Regions from separate parts of the Mus musculus genome. Here region 1 is linked to region 2. A link is a loop called in an ENCODE intact Hi-C map of the cell type or tissue named here. Cell type or tissue: left cerebral cortex. All regions are shown on one strand. Links, peaks and the distances in the headings refer to the core of each region. The heading gives the core; the rest is flanking DNA. Region 1 has its middle 21 kb from the start of Capns2. Region 2 overlaps Slc6a2 (solute carrier family 6 (neurotransmitter transporter, noradrenalin), member 2).

Region 1 (2,917 bases), core at 97-2,596, 62 kb before region 2:
CTCTCTGACTTCCATCACTCTCAACTACTTAGTACTAACATTTGAATATTTGGTGTATTTTGTCACTTTTCAGCTAAATATCCTTGCATCCTCAAAGTGACAGTTAAATGTAGTTGTTTCTATCCTACCTTTTCATCTACGGGGTAAGACTTTCGAACATGATTGGAGTCCTCAGTAAGCATAAACATTTTACTATTTAAACTAGCGTTCCTTTGGAAACAGTAGAACGCTGTGGTGCATATTTATTTGTCTAATGTTGGATGTATGACTTTGACTTCCACTTTGGGGTTATTAAAACCCTCCAGCTCAACACTCCACCATGTCGTCCATTATTAGCAGTGGTTAACCAGTGGCTGACACATTCTCAGTTCTAAAAAAAACAAAAAACAAAACAAAACTTTCAAAGATTTTGTAATTATTCACATTTATTTTAAATATTTCCTTACAGAAGAAAATATTGTCCTAGCTAATAGATTAGGATAATTTCAATTATGTGATGTGCTCAGCAGGCTAAGTATCATTCTAGCCTACATAGATTATGATAGTTTCAAATATTTGATGTAGTCAGCAGGTTCATGTCTTATAGACATAAGTAGATTTCATTCTTTTTATTCTTCCCTTAATAAAAGTACAGATGGTGACGGGTATTATGTGTAATCCTAAGTGGCTCATTTGAATGCTCAATGGAGCATGTGCATTCTGCCATTAGTTCCAGTGAACAGAAAGGAGAACTTAGTCATTAAGTGGTAAGGTGTATAATTAAGCCCCATTCCAATCTGCCCGATTCCAGCAGCCATAGTTCTAACCATGAGGTTAAGCCCTGCACTGCCTGCTGGATTGAACATCTGCCATGTATTTCTCTACATGTAGGTTCTAGATGCCGTACTGTGACTTAGTTCTTAAAAGGAAAGGAGGATAGTAACTGATTAAGAATGGTTCTGGAGCTCTCGGGTCTTGGCTTCAAGATGAAAAAAAAAAAAGAAGAGGAAGAAGAAGAAGAAGAAGAAGAAGAAGAAGAAGAAGAAGAAGAAGAAGAAGAAGAAGAAGAGAAGGAGGAGGAGGAGAAGAAGGAAGAAGAAGAAGAAGAAGAAGAAGAAGAAGAAGAAGAAGAAGAAGAAGAAGAAGAAGAAGAGAAGGAGGAGGAGGAGGAGGGGGAGGAGGAGGAGGAGGGGGAGGAGGAGGAGGAGGGGGAGGGGGAGGAGGAGGAGGAGGAGGAGGGGGAGGAGGAGGAGGGGGAGGAGGGGGAGGAGGAGGAGGAGGGGGAGGAGGGGGAGGAGGAGGAAAAGAAACAATGGCTGTGCCAAAAAGGACCCAGGTCAAGTGAACCTCGTTCGATGCATGAACTGCACCTGGTGTCTGCCCAAGGATAAGACCATTAAGAAGTTCGTCATTTGGAACACAGTCGAAACTACAGCTGTCAGGGACATATCTGATGCAAACATCATCGATGCTTATGTGTTTCCCAAGCTCTGTGCTATGCTGCATTACTGCATAACTGTGTGAGCTCTGCCATCGTTCACAGCAAGGTCGTCAGGAATCGATTTCGTGAAACCCAGAAGGACCGTACATGCCCACCATGATTTAACCTGCTGGTGTTGCACCATGACCTGCACCAAAGCCCATGTAAAGAGGTGGCTTTGTAAGGGTGGAAGGAAAAATGCCTTGGAAAAATAAAATGGAAGTTATATTTTAAAAGGAGGAGGAGGAGAAGATCTGGGACTTGTAGACATGACCGAGCACTTTCTAGGCTGCCAGCACCAACATGTGATAAACCAGGTCTAACTCTAGTTTCAGGTGATCTAATGCCTTCTTCTGGCCTCTTTGAGTACCAGGCACATACATTCAAGCAAGCACATACATAAAAGGAAGGGAGAAAAGAAGGGAGGGAGGGAAGGAGGGAGGAAGGAAGGAAGGAAAATAATGCTTTGAACAGTGAATTGTGATTGAGATGGGTTAAAGATGGATCTTAACAGTGAACTGTGACTCCGATGAAGTAAGACAGATGAACTTCAAGCTAGGGAGGGTAACACCTCTGTTCTTCCTTATGGTTCCTGTACTTCAGAGGTGAGGTGGCTTTCAGGATGCTGCAGGACCATTTCCCTGTAGATAGTGCTGGCTCATGGGGTCTCTACCTCTCCTCCTCTGCTGAGGTGCTGTTGCAATCGAGGAGGTGAAGAAGAGTGTGGAAAGGACCTGAGGTAAAGGCCTTCGTTCCAGCTGTGGTGGGATGTTATCTGTGCTGCCTGGGAGCTTGCCATCCTGTGAATTCGGTTGCACTGCAGGGAGCATAGTGATCTATTCAAAGCACAAGACAGATACCACTTCTCCAGTTAAAGCTTCTCCGAGGCCATCGGTTCCAATGTGGGTAAATTAAAACCTCCAGCATGGAACACAAAATCTCACACACTAGATCTCAGCTGCCCTCGGTCTTCTTTCTCACTAATTTCCTCTGGACTCAATTTCCTTCTTTCCTTCAAGCTGGGTAAAGCCAAGTCTGGCCTCAGAGTCTGCTCTGCTGCCTTCTTGGATAGACTTTTCCCCAGATTTTCCCATGGTTTTTGTTCTTCAGGTTTTCAGAAGAGCTCCACACCATCAGCTCACATTTCACACAGCATCTGTTCTGGTTTATTCACGGGATTGTATGGCCGTCACCACAATCTAATTTTATAATAATCAGATTTTAAATCAAGTGTCGTATCATCACTTGGGAATTCCCTGTCATTAATCAAACAAAGCTATGGACACACTCAATCCCAGCACCGTTCCTGTAAAGCTTACCTGAAATTAGTTTCTTGTGTGCATCCTTACTGTCTGCCATTTTTAGTGTATAGGTTTCCCTGACACTTGATATTTGCCAAAGATATGATGATAACATTATCGTTTGTTTAGTGTTCCTCATATAGCATAAGAGGAAATC
Region 2 (2,917 bases), core at 250-2,749:
ACTTTACTAAGTGCTTAGCTCAACTTACTAAGCTTTTATGGACACCTACTCCATGCTGTTTTAGATGCTAAGTCTAGCATTACACAAATAGAGGACAGATTATTTCCTCCATTTCTTTCTTCTGTTTGTGTTCCAGATGTGCAATATTTTGAGTGTCTACACAGAGGCATCTATGTGTAGCCTCCTTTAAATAAGCACTGTGGTCACAAACTACACTTGTTATTATGTAGTTTGCTCTTTTTTGTTTGTTTTAAACTTACCATTACCCTTAGAAATAATTTCACATTAGGTAGTCCAGCTACTCCATAATAAAAATATCAACTGTAAGCTTTCAAGCTGTTATTAAGCTAACTGAGCAGGTAGCTACTTCTCACCAGACATATGCAGCCAACTGTATGTTCATCTGCACTTTGACTTGAGGTAGGCAGTATTTCTTATTATAGGCCATGGTCAGAGAGTCAGAGATGCTGCATTTGTGGGCGATGGATGGTCTGTCAGCTGAGAGAAAGGTGTGTGGAGAAGGGGATACTTGTGCTATCCCTGTCAGGATAGGCACGGGAAGAAGTGAGGAGAAAGGGAAAGAGTCTCTCTGGAAGAACCCGTGAGCACAGTTATCAAGGTGTGGAAGCCCTGGACAAGCCCTGCTTAGGCTCTGTGCTACCCTTGGCACCAGGAGCAGGCCACACAGCTCATCCTATGAGCTGAAGAAGATGGATGTGAGCCATTGGTATTCTAATATGGAGCCCAGCCTGGTTCCTTAAAGTCATGAGCAGGCCAATATAAGCTGCTGGCAGGGAGACTGGTGTTACCAAAGAGCATGAATGTTTGAGCATGCTCTGTTCCTCTTGCTGTATGTACTTTCTGAGTTGAGAAGGAGTGTTTCACCATGGAGGCACCATCCATGTGGAGACATGAAGAGGGATGCGTTGGGCCCTACAGAGTCAACTGAAGCCAGAGCCCCCATTTGTGTAAGTCCCCCCAAGTTTGAGCACATAGAGGCCCCAGGTGGTCCATGAGGAGGTTATTTCTAGAATCGGCTTCACTTGGGGCATTCCAGTACCTTGTCTTTCATTGTTTTTATAAACTGGCTGATGAGGAATCCGAGAGTATTGCTTATTTCTCTCTGGAACAGCACACAAGCTTTTCTTAGTCATCCCCCAGAGTCACAGAGGAGGCCTGGAATGAGTCAGAAATGTGCAAGTGAAGATGATTTGGAAAGATGATTTGTTGACTGCTTGGCTCTTGGGAAGGTGGGAGCAGGGCACAGTCTGAGCTGGGGTGAGGGGGTATCCCAGACCACACACTCAGTGACAGCTGTGTTGGCCCAGTGATCACTTCAAAGTAGAAGGAGGTCAGAAGGGATCAGGGACAGGGCTCGCCTCCCTGTCTCCCACACAATCTGTTTACACACTGCACCACACTTTGAGAAACTTCAGAGGCTCCTCTTCCAGGGAGATGAGGTGGGATGACAGAGCTGGCCAGCCCCAGCCATTCCTCATCACCTGCTTCGCTGCCAGCTTTTGGGCTGCTTGGAAGATGGGAACACATAGACCATTTGAATATGTAGACGATGTCCTGAATTCTAGCAGACACGGTAGAATGGGGAAAGAGAAAAAGCCAGGCAAATTTAGAGATCATTAGAGCTTTAGAATATTTAATTGATGTTTGCTGTTCTTGCTGTTGTTTGCATTTTCATTTATGGTTAAGGCAAAATTCCAGCTGTCTTCCCCCTACTGTGCCAATCCAGGCTGATCCTAGCTTGCCTGCCTGACGTGACCTGATGGAGTTACACAGAACAGAGTCATTTGCACAGGATCCATGCTTACACTAAACTATTTATAGCTCCTTATTTTCTTAAGCAACATTATCTTTATGCCATACCCTATAAATTCTTCTCCATAATAGACTGTCTTCATTGTTAGTGAAAATGGCCTCAAAATTCGGTTCAAAGACTACAAATCCTAAAACTGGAAAAACTAATGCAGTTTTACAGGGATACAGAGTGGATATGACTTTGTTATTTATTTTAGTTCTTGTCTGTGTGCACATGTGTATGTTTGTATGTGAGTGGAGTGCACATACGTATTTGGGTGTGTGTGAACATGCAAGGCCCAAAGGGAAGACTTCAGATTGTCATTCCTGTGCACTGTGCTTGGTTTTGTTTGTTTGTTTGTTTGAGACATGATTTCTCACTAGTCTGGCACTTGCCAAGTAGGTGAGGCTAGCTGGCCACAAACTGTAGGGAGCTTTCTCCTGCGAGTGTGGGTATCTATATTCTTAGTTTTGGAGCATTACCGCCACCAGAGCTTCTTCAATTGCAGGTCTAAGAGGACCCTGAGGGGCACCCTGGTAAAGCACAGATTTCTGATCTTTCCTGCAGAGAGTTTATTTGGTATGGGTGGGGGTAGGAGCTCCCATTTCTGATGAGCTTTTGGACGACATCAGTGCTAGTGGTCCATCCTTGGCCTGATACTTGGATGCATGGCAAGGCTCAAGGCTTGCACCTTTTCAATAATGGAACCTTAGCCTCTTCCCCTGAACAACTTTGAATAGAGAGCCCTGCCATCTGGAGACTTTTCCTTTTATGAGTCACAGGCCACAGTCTTCCTCAGTTTTATGATCAGCCATTAGTTTGAATTTGGTACTGTAGAACTTCAGAAATTATCCACAGACACATACAAGTAGGTAATAATTTATGTTTAGGGATGGGCATGATGGAACATACTTCTAATCCCAGCATCTGGGAAGCAGAGTAAGGCAGATGCTTCTAAGTTTGAAGCCAGCCTGGTCTATGAAAGAGCGGGTTAACCAGGGCTACCTAGTGACACCATGTCTCAAAAAACAAAACAAAACAAAACAAAACAAAACAAAACAAATAAGAACAACAAAAATTTATATTGGAAGTGACAGGAAAGAA

Evidence for each region. Hi-C counts contacts between places; a loop is a spot of excess contacts. Peaks named below come from ENCODE experiments on the same cell type or tissue, not always from the same donor. Only the 100,000 strongest peaks of a DNase experiment are listed, where the experiment ranks them.
Region 1: a loop joins it to region 2, with 2.0 times the contacts of the local background. A loop is called at or near these places in 2 of 42 quality-filtered maps.

Annotation. Positions count from the first base shown.
Region 1 is chr8:92,921,244-92,924,160 of GRCm38, forward strand. It overlaps the pseudogene Gm2947. Among named protein-coding and RNA genes, the nearest start is that of Capns2, 21 kb to the left of the region's middle. In left cerebral cortex, for the core only: no CTCF peak of the experiment used is centred there; no DNase peak of the experiment used is centred there.
Region 2 is chr8:92,983,294-92,986,210 of GRCm38, forward strand. All of the region lies in intron 4 of Slc6a2 (solute carrier family 6 (neurotransmitter transporter, noradrenalin), member 2), which reads left to right. Among named protein-coding and RNA genes, the nearest start is that of Slc6a2, 24 kb to the left of the region's middle. In left cerebral cortex, for the core only: no CTCF peak of the experiment used is centred there; DNase peaks (open chromatin) are centred at 1,225 and 1,460.